Linked DNA regions of Homo sapiens: region 2 is linked to region 1. A link is an interaction called in ENCODE POLR2A ChIA-PET data of the cell type or tissue named here. Cell type or tissue: Caco-2. All regions are shown on one strand. Links, peaks and the distances in the headings refer to the core of each region. The heading gives the core; the rest is flanking DNA.

Region 1 (6,102 bases), core at 587-5,586:
GGCAGGAGGGAAGAGGATGTGACTATAAAAGGTCAACATGAGGGATCCTTATGGCTGTGGAGAAGTTCTGTATCTTGATTGGGTTAATGTCAATATCACAGTTGTGATATTATACCATAGTTTTGCAGTTGTTACCATTTGGGGAAACTAGGTAAAAGGTGTAGAGGATCTCCTATTATTAATATTCCTTACAAATGCATGGGAATCTACAGTTATCTCAAAATAATAGGTTAAATTAAAAAAAAAAAAAACAGTTTAAACACAAAAAAATCAATTGTTTTGATCAGGAACCATGATCTAGAAGAAAAGCCAGATATCCCAAATGAGAAAGTTAAGAAGGACTAAGACAACATGGAGAAGAGAGAAGATTAGCATTGACCTGGTTGGGAGGAAGATCAGGAAGATTTCACAGAATTTATCACATTTGGATTGAGCCTTGAAGAATATCAGGTGTCCAGGAGTAGAAGATAGGAAAAAATATGCAGACCATGCTAAGGATGCACATTTTTCATCGTGCATGGTCAAAAGTTGTGGTACTATGTCTCAAGGTATATACGAGGCAATGAGGAGACAGTTTGGAGCCTCCATCAAGGAGAACCGTGAGTAATGAGGGCTGAGTTTCAGATGCCAAGCTCTGAGTTAGAAATTAAATTAACTGATGATTCTATCAGGGAAGCGCAGTTACTCCAATGCACTTGACACACAGCTTCGGGAGCAGAGAGAGCAATGGCCTATTCCCAAGCCACTCAGGCAGGCCAAATAAGCCTAGTAATTCAGCAGTCAGGATTCCTTGACAATTAGGTGGCATTCATGCTTTTGTGCGTGGCGGGTTGCATGTCAGAGACAAAACAAGAAACAATGAGGTCCGGAATTGAGGAAATGGAAAATGGAATAGAAAAGACCAGATGGATAATGGAGACATTTCAGAAGACTTGGAGACTCCCAGATTAGGGAGAAAAGTCTGAGCTGATTCCAGATTTCTAGTTCAAGTTACTGGAGAAGCTGGAGGTACAATATCCCAGGAGGTCCCTTCCTGAGATAGACACATGTGAAGATAAAAAGATGCAAGGGGGAGGGAGATAATGCGTTGGGTTGAGACACATTAGGTGTGAGGTAATGCTGGAAGTGTCCAGAAAATAGTTGGTAATTTGGTTCTACAGTTCAGGAAAAAGACTCAGACTGAACACATGGCATGAGAAGTTTGATGAGGCCACTTGAGTGAGAAGAGGTTCAAGGACAGAACATGGGAGAATATCGACTTTCATATTAGGGAAAGTGTTGAAAGTGGAGAGAACAGAGATTAGGAGAACATCTGGAAGACAGAACTCTGAAGTCTAGGATGGAGAGTCCCACAGATGAGATTATCCATAGTAGAGTCCCAGAGTCACAAAGAGATCCTACAGGGTCAGACATGGGAAAAGGGCATGGAATTTGATGCGTAGGGCACAGTTGTTGCAGGGGAGTAGTGTGGCAGAAGTGAAGAGCTATGTGAACAGTAAGGAATGGGGGCAGGGAGAGAGCAGGCAGCTGCGACTGGCCTTTCATTTTTCAGTATAATTCGTAATATTACTATTAAAGTATTTTCCTCCCATTAATTTTCTTGCACCTGGAAAATTATTCTCTAGCATCATTTTTATCAACCTGTATGTTTGTGAAGAAACTAAAACAAGCAGAACCATGAAGAATAATTGAGTGGCAAGAAAGCCTTTTATAAGAAAGTTGGACATTTGTAATGTCTCAATTCAAATCATCTTATGTATGTTTTGTTTAAATATAGTTTCTGTTATTAAAAACAATATTGGTGGGTAAATGAAAGTTTGCAATTTAGCTTTGGGTTACTTTTAACTTTCAGAACGAGATTATGAACTCTGTGTGCATGCGTGCACATGGGTGTGAATTTCATAAAAATTATATTTTCCAATTGTTGATGAAGTTCTCTTTCCCATTTCTGATTTTAGTTGAATGCCTGTTAATCTAATAGTAAAAGACTTTTGTTTCACAACCTCTGGGAATACCATGTAGTTGCAGAATATGAGATTTTAGAGACAGAAACTAACCTGGTGGAAATTCAAATTCATCTTTTATCTTTTAGATAAAAGCCTTTGAAATCCTTTTAGTGTGAAGTTATCAGCAGGCTTGATTCTCATATTACCTCATTACTAACCCAAGGAGTTTTCAAAATGCATAGAGAACAATGCTCTGTGGCTGAAACTAGGTTTTTATCACTACTCCAGTCCAGTGATAAGCCAAATGTGGCCCACCTAGTTCTACTTGGGAAATTCTGCCTGCTCACCCCGATAAACCTTTGGAGATCATGAGATCACAACACATATAGAAGGTTCTCATAAGTTGTGCACTGAAGAAACCTGTTCGAGTTTATTTGAGCATTTTCAAAACTTCTTAAACCACAGAACCTTTTTCCACATTAACATTTCATAACTCACCTAGGGTTTTTGTAAGATAAGAAGTGGAATAAATGCTTTTGAAGGATTGATGCTTCAGCACTGAGGTCTGTACTGCTGGAAGTGATGGCAGTGTTCTCCATATATTTTTGTTTCATGGATTGGACTGGGTGAAGTACAAGAAAAAATTCTTACTGCACTGATCTCCCTTCTACCCCCAGAATGGCAAAAAATCAGCTTATTAGGTACTAAGGTTTTGCATGTGTTCCTGAAAAATTATTTTTATCAGTTGTTGCGTCTACTGTCATTCAATGGAATACGCTCTCCATTATGTATAAGATATTTTGTTAAAGATAGAAAAGTATGAACAAAGAAGTAGTCATATCAAGTTCACCAATTGTTATTTTAAGGCTTACTTAAAACAGGATAATTCACTACTTGGGGGAAAAGGCTGATTTCCAAAACTGCAGCTATGTAGTGATTTACTCATTCCATAAGCCTATGATCTTATCTGCTCGGATTTACATTTGGAGCAGTAAAACCTCTGGCAGCTGCTCTTAGCTGTCTGCATGAAGAGGAGACAGGAGATAAGAACATTCCTGATTTTATTGCTTTCTAGAACATTTGAAGTTGGGGTGGGGGTGGGAAAGATGAACCTATTGTGACCATAAACGTCCATCGAGTCTGATACCAAAGAAGTAAACCAGTCCTCTTAGAAGATGTGGTAAATCTCCCAGGCCACTGGCCTCCATTTGTCAAAACCTGTTAAGGCTTAAAAAAGAGGAGAGCTGCTGCCTCTTCTTCAACAGAAAAGCAATCACTCCAATGTTAAGATAGTTTAGGGCTTTGGGATAATTATTGCCAGGTAGAAAACTTTCAACTATTCTTATTGTGAGCTCCCCAGATGACCTTACCCTACTCCCAAAGAGCTCCATAGGACCCTGGGCAACCTTGGAGCAAGCTTCAGCCCAATCCAACTAACAATTCCAGCCGGGATGCAGTGTGGGACAGCATTTAGGGGAGGGTGTTGCCACAGACTCTGCCCAGGCACACCTGCCAATAGCATCACCACTGGGAAAGTGGCAGCTCTTAGTACGACTTAATTGGAGACCATTTGGGATTCCTGTCAGGTGAGGGTCTCTAGGAAGACTGTTAAAACCCCTGAGTTTTGATGACTTCCAGGATGTGTTGAAGGGTCTGTATTAGCTCATTCTCAAGACCTAAAATTTTCTTACGCTTTCTTCTTTGGACATTAGTTCTTCAGTTAAAAGCTGCCAAAATCATGACAGAATCTGGTGGGGGAGAGGGGAGGAATTTGTATTGCCTAATAAATAATCTCATAGAAGGTCATAATTCCATATTAGCCACTAAATATCTGAAATGTATAAAGCATGCAAAGTTGGATCCAAGATGTGGATGAAAAACAGCTCGGTGACATTTCTTAAGAATTATTCATTTTCTTTTTTAATGTGAAAGTAGAGCAAGAACATTCTCCTAAATCCCAGACTTAGAGAGCTGAACATTGCCTGGAGGCCATAAAGAATTACATTGACAAAGCCATTTTTCTTTAGTTTTTAAATTACACATTAAAAGTTCCCCCAAAGAATTTTGGAAGAGATCTCAAGCTTTCAGATTCATTAGACATAGAGGGACCTCTGGAAACTCCCATCATGGTCTTCATCTGTTGTCCTAGGAAGACACTGAAATCATGCTAGGGAGAAACGAAGCTCCTCAATTTTGGAAAAATGTTCATTATTGTTTCAGTCTTCGTCTGTAATGCACCCTGGACCCAGCTATGCTCATTGGCACAAAGTTTTAAATTGTTCTGCTCTTGTGAATAGCTGCTTCCCCCCAACACACACACACACACACACACACACACACACACACACACACACACACACACACACCAGCCACTGCTGTAGTGTTTTATCTCCTTGAGGACTACTGTTACCTGCCTAACTCATTTTAACCCTGAGTTCTTTGAACCTCTTTGTCCTTTCATCTTCCTTAAAATTGCTATGACTTATACCTCTTAAATCATCCCCGCAAAACCACTCATCCCCTAAAAATAAAAATCAGTCCAGTGGCAAAATTTGTTGAAAGGCAAGGAGAAACCATTGTGTCTTGGTTTATGGGAATAATGCTGGGCAGAGAAATCAATATTCTTTGAAGGTTGTCCTCCTACCATGGCAAAGTGGAGCTCTCCAAAGAGGTCTTTGGGGTTGGACATAAACTCAAAGCAGTGCACATCTTATGTGCTATTAGCTCTTTTCTGGAATGATAATGCTGACACTCCTGTTATTTTCCTTTTAGGCAGGTTTGGTCAACATTTCCCATCTCAAATATATTTTCTCTGTTGACAGAGACCAGATACTGCTACACTCAGCACACAATGGAAGTCACAGGAAACAGTATCTCAGTCACCAAACGCTGTGTCCCACTGGAAGAGTGCTTATCCACTGGCTGCAGAGACTCCGAGCATGAAGGCCACAAGGTCTGGGCAACAGAGCAAGTGACCAGTACTACATAGCCAGCTGCCTTCTCTTCAGACATCTGCCAGTACTCATGAGCAGATTCTTACTCCCCCGTGAAGGCTGTCTTTTGATTGTCTTTATGCTCTATGAAAAGACGCTTCCTTTCCTGTTTACTCTAAAAGAATACACATTTATACCAGAGCATAGGACAACTGATATAAATTGTGTAAACACACATGAAGAGGGTGTTCAGTGTTATTGTAATAACTTTCTTCACTCAGAGGAAAGTAATAAAGCTACCAGAAAAAAGAGGAGCAAGAGACCAGTTATGTCCATCACAGTGAAGCTTTGCAGATGTACCCAGTTCATTCATCACAGGAGGACCGACGCAATTCAGCTTTGATAACTTTCTGTAAAGTAGGGCTCATGTTGTGACTGGGATGTTAGTTTGGGGAGGGTCTCCATTGGCTCTTGAGTCATTTGATAGGTGATGGAGACCCATCTTGTGTGTTCGCTTAAGCTTCACCTGGTACCTGTAGAAGCCTGTATACGGAAACACATGGTGCCTATGTACAGAAGCACTCAGTGTAAAATGAGCTTGGGAGGCAGCCTTGAAGGGGCATATGGACAATCACAGAAAGGCAGCCTTGCCCTCTATACGTGTGTCTATACATGTCTATATGCTGTCTATACGTGTGACCTTAACATAGCATACTTTGGCCTTTATTTAGCAGCTGAACACTTCTGCAGGTGGCCTTCCTGGTGGTTTGGGCAATGTCCATTCTCAATACCTGGGAACAGCACTGTTTCTTAAGAAGGCAGACACCTAATTTTCAAGCAACCTCTTGAATACACTAATAATTAAAATTTTAAATATAATCTGCCTATTCTGCTCCTGGTTCAAAATGAGTAAAACCAAAGGCTTTCCCTGACCTCTCCAGCAAATTGGACTTGATTCTGAGGAGTTACTGTGGCCTCTTTACCAAGGAGAAAGTTAAGGATTAGAGAAATTGGGTCATATGCTCGGTCACACAGCTGGTAAGTGACAGGCACAGAATTCCAACTCACCTCTGGTTTGGAGTCTACCTCCGCAACATTATACTGACTTCCTGGCACGTGTCACTGTGACTAAAGACTCAAATCCCTGCAGGAAAATGACTGTATAGAATGTTATTAATAACCATCCTATGACTAGGAATCACCTGGGAATCTTGTTAAAATGT
Region 2 (6,102 bases), core at 745-5,744, 90 kb before region 1:
GTCAGGTAGGGGAGGAGTCAGAATAGGAGGCTGAAAAGGGATGAAAGGGGAGTACAAGGACAGCAAGGAGACCGAGCTGTCCTCGTGTCCAAGGGAAGAATATTACAAGAAGTGGAGAGTGGTGAACTGTGGTGAGTGTTGTTGAGGAGTCAAGTAAGTGGAGGACTGAAATCCTCACTTGGATTTCATAGCATGGAGGCCATTGGTCATCTCAGCAAGATTGGCTTATTTGGAGGTGTGCTGGTAGAAGCCACACGGTAGTGAAACAAAGCTGTATGTGTTTTTCTTGCAGGTTATTTGTTGCTTTAGTCATGTATTCAAAATATCAATCCTTCATGTAACATTTAATTGTATAAGCTTAATTCTATTATGTAATGTAAAGAGATTAATTGGAATCTAGTTTCTTTAGCTATTTTAGTGAAAGACATTGAAGATAGAAAGTTGCTGTGGGAAACTATTTTTGTGGCTTTATATTTACTCAGTTGGATTTTTAAAGAGGTCATTTTATGGTCCATTCCTGCCCCCATGCAGGAATGAACTGCATGATAATTGATTCATATTGCTTTAAAGGGCAAAGTATTGAGGGAACTTCTTGGGAAATTTAGATTTTGTCTAGCTGATCCTGAGGCTAAGTATCCTTGGAGGCTAAATGGCCAGCATCTTTTCTTAAACTTATGGAAATCTCAATAATGGAAAGAAACCAGGGCAGGGAAGGCTCACATCACTTTATTTCAGAAGTCAAGCATATGGTTTTGTTGACTAAAATACATAGACTGAGAAAAAAGAAAAACAAAGGAAAAAAGTCTCAATTATGTTCAGGTCTGGAGTTTAGGAAGTGTTTTGTGAATACGATGCATCTTATGGCTTTGTATTTGATGTCAACTCAATGTTTAGTCGAGGTTGAAAAGTAGAGTAGATGTGTGACTTTCCTACTTCCTGTGACACAGTGACATCTAGCCCTGGATCCTGGTGCTCCATGATATTGGGAATGAAGGCAACAATTTGAGTATTATCTAGATAGAGCCCAGCAAGTAGTAGGTGCCCGAGTGATATTGTGTTGAATAAAGTTACACTGAAGGGAAGTCTGTCCCTGACAATCTCCCTTCTCTTGTTTGCTGAGTCTTAGGCTCTTAAGAGAAATGATCTATATTAATTTTCTCCTTATTCTTGCATTTAGGAGGTTCTCCTGAGAATCGGAAAGTCCAGTCTATAGTAAGTTTCCCTCTGCTGGTGTCAACAGGGAGGGTTAACATCCTGCTTCACAGGAAGGTAGCACATGTTAGGCTTTTACTATACATGGTTAATATTTTCAGGATGAAATTTGATTTTACAGCATAGTCATATTTATGCAATATGATATTATAATACAATTATGAGGAAAAATAGTGGTTTTGTTTTGTTTTGCATGCAAGGAAATGTGCTGGGATGACCAGGAAAGAAAGCAGTGAAGGAAACAACTTCACTCCCACTATTTGTGGAGCTTGTTTGGTTCTGGCAGGAAGTCAGGGTTTCAGAGGAGATGGGATGTTCAGTTTGGTCCAGGTGATCTTCAGTCTTCAAGGATCTAGAGAGACTTGGGGGTTGTCCATGATTCATCAGAAGAGCTGTTTCACAGACCTCAGGGTTTGTTAAGGGTTAGAATCACAGTGCCTTCGTAAATTTTTCTTAGATGGAGGTGAAGGTATGAGTAGATTTATTCTGAAGGTAGACAAACCAGGATTTACCTTGATTTCTTGAGTATTTTTCATCAGCGTAAATGAACCCAATAAGTAAGTGCCCGTGGGTGGCACTGTGATTTTTGATATACAGTTGGTATCAAACTAATTGTAATGGGTCTTGGCGAGATGAAGTCATGGACTGTGGGAGGTAGGTGGGGTGTGAGTGGGGAACACTTGAGTGAGAGGTTTCTTTTCCTCTGAAGGAATGATGATGATGATAATCATGCCTACTGTTTATTGAATGGGCACTGATGTGGTCCTGCCCTCTGTATTGGCATGACGAAAATAAAGCTCAGCAAGTTCTTATGTGTTCTTTGACCCTGAAATCCCAGTGGTCTAAAAATAGATTTAGAAAATACCTTTCCTAAAGAGAATCAGAAAAATGTTTGGGGTTCTCCCAACATTTTCTCTTTGTATATTCTTGTTTCTCTGTTTATTCTACCATGCTTTTTTGTGGGCCCATTGCTATAACTGTTACCATGACATTTGAAATTCCCAAGTGCTATAAAGAGACAGTGTTGTTATTATTGCTGTTTGTTATTTTTTATTATTGCTGTGATTGCAGGGAGGCAAGGAACTGGGTTTGACAGGTGGAAGGGGGAATTCCAACAAGAGTACGTCTGGGATGATGGGAAGCTGAGGACTGGGATACTGAGAGAGTTAGACAGGATGTGACTAACGAGAACAATGCCATCAATATGCAAAGCATACAGAATTGCGAATCTGATTCCAAAAATGCTACCACTGCAAAATTACAATAGCAGCGTTTTCTTAGTGCATAAGCCAAGTGTTATTTTAGCCTGAGAGAAGGCAGCTGAACTGGAGATAGTGAACGCACCTAAACAAATGTGGCCTGGGATGAAGCTGCAAAAACACAAAAGGGCTGCATGCTGGCATGGAAACCGCCTCAGAGCTGAAACAACAGAAGCTGAAGTTGAGCAGTGTCAGCCCGGGATGTGTGGTTTGCCCTGGGTCTGTTTTGGAGGCCTTGGGAAAACAGCCCTACAGATAAATTCTCCAGATTTGCGGTCTAAAACTGGTACAAAAGAAACAGCTCTGTCTAACTTGGCAAGATTGAAGAGCTTTCTGGTGGTTAACTTGCACTGTGCATATCTATTTGTATGCCCTGCATTTCATCTGAATACTATTAAAATAAATGGAATTAGAAGTCCCTCACCCACGCCATTCTGAGCCCAGAACATTTTTTTTTTCCATTGCCTTCTTAACTCTGCTCAGTAGGGGGGTCTTCCTAGTTTGGAAAAACCACTGCTTGGATGTTCTAGAGGAGGGGATAAAGAACAAGGTCAGATAAACCTAATCTCCTAATCTCCCATCTGTAAAATACTACTAATAATAACTACTTCATAGGGTTGTTGTGAGAATTAAATGCAATTAATAATATTGCAATTTAATATAAAATTCATTATCATTAGATGCCATACATGTGTAGAAGATCTAATAAAAATATATTACTGGGTACTCATTGTGTCTTACCCACTGTTTCACTGTCTTTATATACAATTTCTTATCTGGGATAAGCAACTTAATCCAGGGACGCATGTAAAGCTTATAAAGTGTAGAAAGATTTGAAATCCTCAGAACTGCTGGTAAAGCTCACATGTAACCATTGCTACTGTTCCCTAATTTGGAATCTGGCATTTTGTAGGTGCAGTACTGACTAAATTCATTTAATTAAATATGGAGCAATCCAAAGCTCCCATGTTCTTTTCTCCTGGTTTTATATAAACTGTCTACAGTGCAGTCACCAAACCTTTGCATCTCCTTTGTCACTGGGATCAGGAGATAGCATAAAATCAGACTTCTGCTGTATATGGTTATACATATATGAGCCATCTCACTATAGGGCTCCACTGTCTTAACCAGGGTCTGGACTATTGCTGCTAAGAAAACTGATGACCCCTGGTTTAGAACTTTGTCTAACAACAAATGACTTTGAATAGGCAAGTGGTTTTTTGTGGTGAAGTAGATGACTCTTTTCTTTCTTTTTTCCTTTTTTTTTTTTCTTGGAAACATGCGGAGTGATGTTGTCTGTCAGGTCTGCTGGCAGGTTCTGTTGCAAGGAGACTATGCAGGAATCTGCCTGCTTGGCTTAATCACTGGAAAAAAAAAAACACAACTGCCAAGCAAGTCCCAGGTTGAAGTGGGCACCGCACACAGGAGCTGCTTTATCAGACTTAAAGGGATGCTGCGAGAGGCAGGAGCACTTCTCCCAGATGTAGGCTCTAACCTTGAAGGAACAGTGGCTCTCACAGGCCCGGTAATAATGTGAGCATAAAAAAGCAAAGTGGCTGGGTGCGGTGGCTCATACCTGTAATCCCAGTATTTGGGAGGCCAAGGTGGGTGAATCACCTGAGGTCAGGAGTTTGAGACCAGCCTGGGCAACACGGTGAAACCCCGCCTCTACTACAAATACAAAAGTTAGCCCGGTGTGGTGGCACACACCTATAGTTCCAGCTACTCGGGAGGCTGAGACAGGAGAATTGCTTGATTCTGGGAGGCGGAGGTTGCAGTGAGCTGAGATCACACCACTGCACTCCAGCCTGGACGACAGAGCGAGACTTTGTCCCCACCCCCCCCCCCACCCCCCCAAAAAAGCAAGGGAAACTGTTAGGGCACCTCTGATCCTTCCAGTGTCTGTATCTGTGTTTGCTGGCTTTATCATTACTCTTGCCCTGGAGCCTCCTGCAGGCCTCATGTGTATTCATCGCAAATATACCATCTCCAATGTGCCTGGCATGAGGTCAGGCCCTGGGGATCCAGTAATGAGACATAGTTCCTATCTATATATTGTCTCTTCCTTTTTCTATGCACCCCCTAAAGCTGGAGATGCTGTTTTACCTATTCTTCAAAAGACTTTCCTAGCTATGTGTAACTCATAGTAATAATCAAGGGAGTATCTATGATTAATAATATATATATTTTGAGACAGGGTTTCACTCTGTCACCCAGGCTGGAATGTAGTAGCACAATCACAGCTCCTTGCAGCCTCAACCTTCCCTGGCTTAGGTGATCCTCCCACCTCAGCCTCCTGAGTAGCTAGGATTACAGGTGCCTGCCACCACGCCCAGCTAATTTTTGTATTTTTTATAGAGACAGAATTTCGCCATGTTGCCCAGGCTGGTTTCGAACTCCTTGGCTCAAGCTGTCCACCTGCCCTGGCCTCCCAAAGTGCTAGGATTACAGGCATGAGACATTGGGCTTGGCCCGATTAAACTTTTTAAGAGGACTTGTCCCATCATTTCATGTTAATTCTCCTGTTTTTAAGTAGTCAGTTTAGTAGCAATATTTTAACTTATTCTAATACTCATTAATTTATTAACAAATATTTTTGGATGTCTCTTATCTGTAAGGTGCTATGTGGTTCATGTTTTTGATGAGTGATTATTTTCGTTTGTACAGATCGTTTAAATGAGAGTTTGCAGAAGATGAAAGGGGAGTCTTGCATTCAGCAATTTGCCCTGTATTTAATGAGCCAGCCACCTTGTGTCTTCCCCTCCTATGACATAGCCCTTCAGCTCACCCTACAATTGCCACATGAAAACTTCTCTCATGAAACCCACAGGGTCAGTATCTCTCAAATACTCTTTTTCCTCCACTTCTGGGGCATGATCTTGCAATGTACTCCTTACTGCCCCATCCTGGAAACTTGTGCCTATATCCTTGTTTTCTATACAGTGTTTAGCCAAGGTCCTTGACCGGAATATAGATCACAAAAAGTACTGGTTGTCAAATGTCAAAGTAACTGACATTTAACAGAGAGATTATATTTGAGGATGCCAAGAATTAGCAAACATTTTTTTCTGATCATCTCAGGCTATTTGAAGAAGTTATGAATTCACCGAATTGACTGAAACCTGCCCTCTGAATAATTCTTCAGCACTATATAAACCAAAGTTTGTGTTGGTTCAAGCAGGCAGGAGGGCTGTGCATCTGTGGTATGGGAGCCCCCTCAACTAGAGGCTAGAAAAAAACAGCATTTATGCTGCAGCTGGTTTTGGTATCAGATGAGCAGCTTTAAATTGGGAGTTAGGAGAACTGGAAGACTTGAGTCCAAGAGGAAGGTAGTTGAAGCAGAGATGGCTCAGAAACCACTAGGATCTGTGCATCAACACCTGCCTCAGGTCTTTATGGACATAACTGCTAAACCTTTGGAAGCCTGAGGTTTACAAACCACTTACCTTAAATGTTTACGCTTAAATTTTAAGAAAAAAATTTTAAAAGTTTACCAAAGGATGCTCAATTCCTGGAATAGAATAGACCTTCATTTTACAATTGATATTTGGAAAAAATTCTGGGTTAGTTCCTATTAGATTCAATGAAAATCAGCAGTGGAAGAATTTATTCTCATGATCGTGATTGAACT

Evidence for each region. ChIA-PET counts read pairs that join two places held together with the same protein. Peaks named below come from ENCODE experiments on the same cell type or tissue, not always from the same donor. Only the 100,000 strongest peaks of a DNase experiment are listed, where the experiment ranks them.
Region 2: POLR2A ChIA-PET joins it to region 1 with 7 read pairs; 2 of 35 experiments call an interaction of 5 or more read pairs at or near these places.

What each region holds. Positions count from the first base shown.
Region 1 is chr2:149,463,877-149,469,978 of GRCh38, forward strand. It overlaps LYPD6 (LY6/PLAUR domain containing 6), which reads left to right. Exons shown (of 5, transcript NM_194317.5): 4 at 4,769-4,899. Among named protein-coding and RNA genes, the nearest start is that of MMADHC-DT, 120 kb to the right of the region's middle. In Caco-2, for the core only: no CTCF peak of the experiment used is centred there; DNase peaks (open chromatin) are centred at 2,265 and 2,975.
Region 2 is chr2:149,373,474-149,379,575 of GRCh38, forward strand. All of the region lies in intron 1 of LYPD6 (LY6/PLAUR domain containing 6), which reads left to right. Among named protein-coding and RNA genes, the nearest start is that of LYPD6, 46 kb to the left of the region's middle. In Caco-2, for the core only: no CTCF peak of the experiment used is centred there; no DNase peak of the experiment used is centred there.